Linked DNA regions of Mus musculus: all the other regions are linked to region 3. Evidence: chromatin loops called from intact Hi-C (ENCODE). Cell type or tissue: left cerebral cortex. All regions are shown on one strand.

Evidence for each region. A loop is a pair of places that touch in the nucleus more often than their neighbours do. Peaks named below come from ENCODE experiments on the same cell type or tissue, not always from the same donor. Only the 100,000 strongest peaks of a DNase experiment are listed, where the experiment ranks them.
Region 1: a loop joins it to region 3, with 2.9 times the contacts of the local background. A loop is called at or near these places in 6 of 42 quality-filtered maps.
Region 2: it touches region 3 in a loop (5-fold over the local background); 9 of 42 quality-filtered maps call a loop at or near these places.

The regions. Positions count from the first base shown.
Region 1 is chr2:102,673,927-102,676,426 of GRCm38, forward strand. The region is part of intron 1 of Slc1a2 (solute carrier family 1 (glial high affinity glutamate transporter), member 2); the gene reads left to right. LOC115489466 (a long non-coding RNA gene) reads left to right here. Exons shown (of 2, transcript XR_003953884.1): 2 at 1-2,500. Among named protein-coding and RNA genes, the nearest start is that of Slc1a2, 16 kb to the left of the region's middle. In left cerebral cortex, a CTCF peak has its summit at 1,537 (motif pointing right); DNase peaks (open chromatin) are centred at 741, 1,536, 2,339 and 2,498; H3K4me3 peaks cover 762 bases; H3K27ac peaks cover 2,365 bases.
Region 2 is chr2:102,659,847-102,662,346 of GRCm38, forward strand. All of the region lies in intron 1 of Slc1a2 (solute carrier family 1 (glial high affinity glutamate transporter), member 2), which reads left to right. LOC115489466 (a long non-coding RNA gene) reads left to right here. Exons shown (of 2, transcript XR_003953884.1): 1 at 1-2,500. Among named protein-coding and RNA genes, the nearest start is that of Slc1a2, 2.4 kb to the left of the region's middle. In left cerebral cortex, a CTCF peak has its summit at 1,435; DNase peaks (open chromatin) are centred at 481, 710, 1,059, 1,372 and 1 more place; H3K4me3 peaks cover 2,500 bases; H3K27ac peaks cover 2,500 bases.
Region 3 is chr2:102,588,653-102,591,152 of GRCm38, forward strand. The region is part of intron 3 of Pamr1 (peptidase domain containing associated with muscle regeneration 1); the gene reads left to right. Among named protein-coding and RNA genes, the nearest start is that of Pamr1, 40 kb to the left of the region's middle. In left cerebral cortex, a CTCF peak has its summit at 1,545 (motif pointing right); a DNase peak (open chromatin) is centred at 1,563.

The DNA of each region.
Region 1 (2,500 bases), 85 kb after region 3:
GGTGCACTTAACATTCACCCATAACTGAATAGATGGTCCTATCCGTGTGAGGGAAGCCGGGGTAGATTCTTAAGAGGGTGACTACTGCGATGGGCTTCTTCCTGGGGGGCTGTTCTGATGTGCTTTGTTCAGGCCTCTCTCAGCACATCATTAGATCAGATAGTGCTAAGTGTTTTCTAGTCTGCCTGCTTACTGTCTTTCAGATCTCTCCGAGGATCGGGACTAGCTTAATTTATTTTCACTTCCTCTTATTATCTCCATCCCAGGGAATGCTGGTGTAATTGAATTGTCTACTTTGGGAAAGAAACTCAGAAGGGCGTGGAGTGGGGGAGAAGAAATAGGCTTAAGCCAGTGAAAAGGCCAGGATTGGGAAAATGTGTCTTTTTGCTCCTTAGGAGGTGATCATCTTCATATGGTGCTGGTGGTCAATGATATATCCCTGCCCAGCAGTCAATAACCAGCCTTCTTATTGCTAAGAGTTAGCAGGGTTCAAGTAGGTTACAAAGCCACCCTTTGGGCAACAGCTCATCTCCTGAAGCCAAAAATAGATTTGCCATGTTCACCTGTGTCCCTGCTCTACTGCCTGGGAAAGACTACAAATTCCTCTCTCTGCACTTCTTTCAGAACACAGTGGATTCTGGTCAGATGAACATCACTGAGCCCTCGCCTTTCCTGAGACTGTCTGTCTCCCTTCAGAACTGTGTCTTTTCTTTTTCCTTGTTCTTTGCAAAGGGAAGCAAGAAGCTGGAATGAATTAGGCATTCAGATACAAAGAAGGGCTCTGAGTCAAAGTTGGTATTTAAATTGCATCAGTGAATAAAACCTGGGGCTTGACAGTTTAACTGCTTATAAAACTGATTTAGAAGAAGAACAGTTACCAGAAGCTGCCGGTTCTGTGGCTAAATTGTTGCTTTTGATTACTACAGAGCTTCTTAGAACATTTAATCATTCCCAGTGGAGTCCCCTTACTGTGACTTCCTGCAGGTAGAGAAATGACATCTTTAAGTATGTGTGTTTGCTGCTAATCCAAAGGAGAATGCTTTACACACACACACACACACACACACACACACACACACACACACATTTCCCCTCTGACATGGACTTCTTTACTTTCCTGGTGCTTGGCTGTGTTTGGGGGTATTTGTTTCGTTCTCTTGGGATAAGAGGGTGAAAACCATTCCAGGAACCGTCGGCAGGACAAACAGCCAGCATCTGAGCCTCCTAGGGAAGTCCTTAGCTGCGGCTTCCCTCATGGCTAGTAGGGTGCACGAATACTAAAAGCCTGCCAGATTCAAATCCAAGTCTGCAGGTTCTGAAATGAAAATAAAATCAAAGTATAAATTCTACATTTTGTAGTTTCCTCTGACACAGAGGCCATTGTAAGTCCCGAGAACCAGGCATGCACCCACGTACTATCTTCCTCCTTCGGGAGACTCATCATGCATTTCTAGTCAAACCACTGTCCAGGCCATCCACCAAACCACTGTCCAGGCCATCCACCATTGTTTGACAAACAGGCCCAACCATTTCTCCCAGCAGGGGGCGCTGTGGGGCTGATGACCACAGGCCGGGCAATGGGATTTTCCTGCCACTCTAAAGCAAGAGCCAGAGGGTGAATGGCTCTTTCCCAGTCCAGCACCAGCTGACCCCTGGATTTTAAAGAAGGAAAGGCCTGATACTTTGATTTTCAAACATTCCAAGTTACCCTGAGTTGTCAAATCAGCCAGAGATCCAGAGTTCTTCGGGGACTACCTTTTGCTGGGAGGAATTTGGCAGTCTTGGTTCTTGTTACCCATTTTGGCCCTAGATCCTCTCTCTCACGTTGTGCTCCTGGATTCTCCTCAGCCAAGTGCAAGAAGGAGCCTTGATTCCAGATTCAGGTACGTGTAAAATGTTTCTGTCTGGGTTATTGACAAACTGGTTTAAGGCGAAGGGGCGATTGTATGATAGATCTGGAGTTGGCTCTAAGGCTGAACGGAAAGGTACTTGAGGAAATAAAGAGAACATTTGAAAGCTTGGAGGCGCCCCAGAATAAATAGTTCAAGAATGAAGGCACAAAAACAGATATTCTTTTCAAAATGACTAACTAGGCACCCCAGAGGGCTAACTTGTGTTTCAAGCCAGTTGGCAACAAGATTAAAGTAGGCATGGAAACCCTGTTTTAGTTAAAGGATACTCTCCCTTAGGAGTCAGCGTCCATATGTCCTCTAAAGGGCTTTCCCCTCTGCCTGTGGCTAAGCTACGGAGGCAAACCAGTGAGGGGGGTGACTTGCTCACATTCTGAAAGCAGGAAAGTCACTGTTCTGCCCCCAGATGTAGTTTTAATGTCTCACTGGAGGCATTTTAAGTGAAGGCTTGGGATCCTTTTGCTACTGGCTCACAGGGTGTTTGTTGAATGGGTAAATGAGCGAGAGCCTCCGGAGAGAAAGCTTGTTAGAGGAGTCTTTATCATAAGAACTTCAGATTTCTCCATCAAGAGCATCTCAGATTACTTGGG
Region 2 (2,500 bases), 71 kb after region 3:
GAGGGAAGGAAACCTGTAGCTTGGAGCAAGAGTTTCCAAACTATCTGGACTATCACTGGCATTTTTATTTTGCCTGTGGCCTTGGAGGCGCCCCTCGCCTCTTGAGGCTGCAGTTGGCATGATGATCATTTCTGTGGTAGGACAACTGTATTTAGCAAGGGGAGAGTATGGGGGATGCACAAGTCCCTTGAATACTCATTCCAAGGTATCCTGGTCCTGTCTCCCAAATGCACTTCTCAGGCTTCCCGGAGCCTAGAACAGAATAAAAATAATAACTAGGGACCCCAGCTTTTGGGCTACTTCACAAATGGCACTAGCTGCTTTGGAGAGATCGGTGAACCTACATGTGACCTCAAAAGCAAGTATGAGGGTCTTCTCGGGACTGTATACTCGAGTCCTTGGTTCTGGCATTTTCTGGGGGCATGTTTAATAGAAATCAAACTCCGCCAACTTTCGGTGAGGTGGTGGGTGGTGAGTGGAAAGATGGTGTTTAAAGCCAGACATCGAGATTCCAACCTCAGACAAAGAAAATACGTCTAAATCTGCCCATCTTCATCCAAGAGAAAGAACCTATTCATCTATTTCTCTCATCCCACGAATCTTTCCAAACATGCCTCGCATCTTGTCTGACATAAAATTTCTTCACATTGCTTATTTACCAGTGTGGACCTTTGGAGTGGTTACTTATCAGAAAAGGTGCTCTACTTTGGTGCTTGTGTGCAAGGAAGGCAGTATCATGTGCTCAAACATATCTCTAGAATTACATATTAGGAGCCCACATGACTTAACATCAGCACACTTCTGTGTTTGGTTTTAAAGGCTTTCATCTTAGAATGGGTATAAAGGTATTTCAGGCTATCTACAGGACCCTTCCTGAATTATTTCTGCCTTTAGAGTCTCAGTTGGAAAACATCTTTGAAAAATATTGTCTTCCAAATGCTGCAACCAACTTATTGTCGATTCTGGTGGCCAGAGGGGAAAAGAGAGGACAACAAACACCCCCAAACTCCATCCATGGCTGCCAAATGGTTTGACATTCAGAGTAAAGCAGGTGCGATTTTCAGGACTGAAACCATTACTAGTCCAGCTAGTGCCACCTTTGTGCATTGTGCAAGGTTAGGAAATGATTGTCAAAGGAACTTGTATTTAAGAGATGAAAGAATTGGAAAAAAAAATCTAAAAACCGGAAACAAATGTAGAAAAATATATTATTTAGGGGCAGTCATCAGTCAGCTGGAAACATTCTGGAAACCCTTCTTTTCTCCCAGAAGCCTTTGCAGAGTCTCTGTTCAGTAGAATGGACCTGCTGGGCTCTCTGGTCGAGATAAAGAGGCAGAAATAGCCTTGGAGAGGGCTTTCTGAAGGCTGTCTCAGTGGAGACTTTTAGTACTAAATTGTTCTCCTGAGTTGGTGAGATCTGTTGGCCCCTTCTGATATCTTTGGGTAATGCACCTTGTAACAGAAACCCAGGAAGCATCTCCAGGATGGTCTCTTTTGTCAGCCTTTGTCTTCTAACAATATTAAAGCTGTTTTTTTTTTTCTGAAATATACATTGCTTATAAGGATACAGAAATAGCAATGTAATTACATGCTTTCGGTTTATAGACATTCAGCTCAGCTCAGCTCCGGGATGCTGGGGTAATGGGGTGGTATATTAAACCAATCGATCTGGGGACTGTTCATCTGGTGTTCACGTTGCCACCAACAGCATATGCTAATTACTCCTTTTTTTGTCGAATTATTAGAGGCAACGGATACAGTTCTTTAGCACTCTTTTCAAAGCTCATTTGTATATTTTTACATTCACTTCTTTCAATAGCTGCATGAAGTAAGCGAGCCAGTGAAATAGACTTGAAAGCTCAAAACTGTGTACAACAAAATGTTATCTTTCCAGGATGATTCTGGGATTTGGCATAGCTTTGGGGTATCATCTGGAAATGTCAGTTGTCAGTAATGAAAGTGTGAGCCCTGGATGGTGCCTATTGTTGGCTTTTTTGGAAATCTTTATATATATATATCCAGCAAGTGGCCTTTTTAGAATACTTTCATAGCTTCTGCGTTTGATCTTTGCCATCTTACAGAGCATTACTGTCCGGTTATTTGAAGTTTCTGATTGTGTTTCACTGGGAACATCAGCATGGCTTTTGTAAAACTCAGCAGTGGCTCTCATAGTTTTCAGGTTCTGAGAAGTGTTTTCCTATAGAAGCAAGGTTCAATTTGACAGCTGAATGTCTTTTGTTTGTTGTTGCTGCTGCTGCTGTTGCTGCTGAGTCCTGGGTGTGACTGGAATCACTGAGATGGTGGCTTTTAGGTTCCTGACCCAAATTGGAAAGAGATTACAAGTCGCTGGTGACAGGCAGGGTTTTGTCTGTTATTGACTGGGTCACAGTAGAGTGACCAGATGCTGAAGAGACAACCATTTTAGAAATATGTTTTTAAGGGATAGGGATAGCCCGGTCTCCACATTCATCAGAGACTCCTGGCAATCTATCTTCTGATC
Region 3 (2,500 bases):
ATATAACCTCTTCAGTCTGGATAATGTTATATATACATAATGATATGTATATTTTCAGGGATGACCATTTGGCCTTGAACAACTAATTGGTGTGCTCTTCCCTGGGGACGAGCACCTCCTCCATTCCTGGCATTCCTCTGTTTTTTAGAGTTCCTTGTGTATGGCTGAGCCTTGTGGACCTTTCTTCATCCAGTTTGGCATCCAGTCCACTGATGTCATCCTCACTCAGCTCGTGCAGTCGTGCATGGGACTTAATAGTAGCTTCTGATATTGCTAGGAGACACAATTTCCAAACAAACTCCCTGATCTTCTTGCATTTATGATCTTTCTGCCCCCTCCTCTATAATGTTCCTGAGTTTTAGGTACAGAAATATTCTGTAAATTTATCTATTGGAACTACATTCTGGTTAGCTGTGATTTTTTGCAGTGGTCTCTGTCTGTTGCAAAGTTAGGAGAACTGATTTCAGTTTGTGTCAAGCTGACAAAAACTAACCCAGAAGGCCAGAAAAGTGACACCTGACAGGTAATTCTAGCAATATATCAAAGGCTCATTGAAGTGGAGCCAGTGCCGTGTGCAAAGGTCATAGCTAGGAATGCTACTTCAGTGGCTAGGTGAGAGGAAAGAGCAAGTGATGAGAGGAGCTTAAAGAGCAAGATACCACTCATTGACACGCTAGAAGTATAGCGAGGGACCTCAAGTTCGTCTGAATAGCAGGTAGCCAGAGATATCCCATGCATGGCTTTCCTAAAGTCTCTGTCAGTTGTGTGCTGGGTTGAGCTTCAGTATAAAAGCTGGCTGCAGAGTCTGACTTGTTGGGTTGCCAAAGGCACCACTCTAAAAGTCGAGCTTTCTTCAGGACAACAGAGTTAGCTCAGAGAAGATACCGATCCCATTAGACAGGATAAGTAGGAAGTTTGTGGTATTATTTATCAGATGGTACATTCATTCAAAGGAATGCACCCCAGGTGCTGGACACATAACGACAAGCAGGCAGCCGGTCTCTTTCATGGTAGAGCCTGCCATTCAGCAAAGGAAGATAAAAACAACAAGACCAAGTAAAAACAAACCTGGAGAGCAGTCCATTCCGTGAAGTAAACAAACAGAAGAAGGGCCAGATTCCTCTCTGCATCCCATTCTGTCTGGGACACATGGGAGGCTCTGATTGCATTCTGCCTGTTTTGAAAGCCTCATTCCACACAGTGTATGCCATCACAGCCGCAAGTACAAATGGTGCATTTCTTATGGAAGCCCAGTCTGGTCATCACGGATTACAATGAACCCTCAAGGAGAATGAAGTCCATCTGTGGAAACAAGGTCAAACCCAAGACGACAGCAGTTTCATGTTCTTAGGTACTTGTTGCCTATGTAAATTCAAAGCAAATTCAGGGGAAGAAGCAATGCATTTGTCTGTCTGCTGAATGCTTATCTGGAGTTGGCCATTATACTGCCTTCTGTGAAGGTGAAGAGGGGATACCATACTTGGGTGGTCCTATTCTAGCTGGGGCACAATACAGGTGCTGCAAGGCTGTACCACTATTTTCCCAGTAGATGGCGCTCAAACAATCCTTTCCTGCCTGTCCTTTCTCCTGAAGGAGGAGGGCTTCTTTCCTGTAGGGAAACTTTCCATTTCCCTTCCTGAGTAACATGTAGAATCTTAGCAGGAAAGGGGGAAGGCAGGTCAACACTGAGAGGCTCAGACATTTGGAACTAGAGAGACAGAACAGCACCTTAATTTGTTACTGTCTGTACTTTTGATGATATTGGCACCTCCTTACAGTCGTAACAGTCAGTATGTGATCGTTTCATCCATGGTTATGAGATTCTAGTCTCCAGGAGAGTACCTGCATGCCTAAGTCTAGAACCCAGAGACTTGGATCATTTTCATCTTTCTGCATTAGGACAGATAGTTTGATGGTCTCAAAACTATCTGTGCTGGGAGCCATGGGTGCTATATTACTAAAAGAAAGATCTATTTCTTTGTACTTTCTCAATGTTTCAGTTAAAATAATTTCAAGTCTACAGGGTTGAAAGAACTCTCTGTGTCCATGCTGTCTACTTGGATTCACCAATTATCACTTTACAAAACGTAACATTCTTTCTCTTTTTAATACTACAAATGTTAATATTTTGTGTTTTATGATGTTAGCATAATCTCTCCTTCCTGTGTTTTCCTCTTGAGAGACAGGGTCTCAGGATGTAGCCCACTGTGGCCTGGAGGCCTCTGTCTTTCTGCTTCATCCTTCCAAGTGTTGGAATGACAGCTGTATTTCATGATGCCTAATTTTTCTTTCTGAACCTCAGATTTGGCCAGTGAAGACTTTAAAAACCACCGTCACACTGGTTTTGAGCACCCCTCCCTCCTCCTTTTCACTCCTCATAAGCATTTTGAGTTCACCTGTACTTCTTTCCCAGGTCCTCAAACCAGCAACTTCTCTGTGACTCTGAGTTTCTTTCAATGGTGGCACTCAGGGCTGTGACTAAGTGCTTGCGATTTGAGGT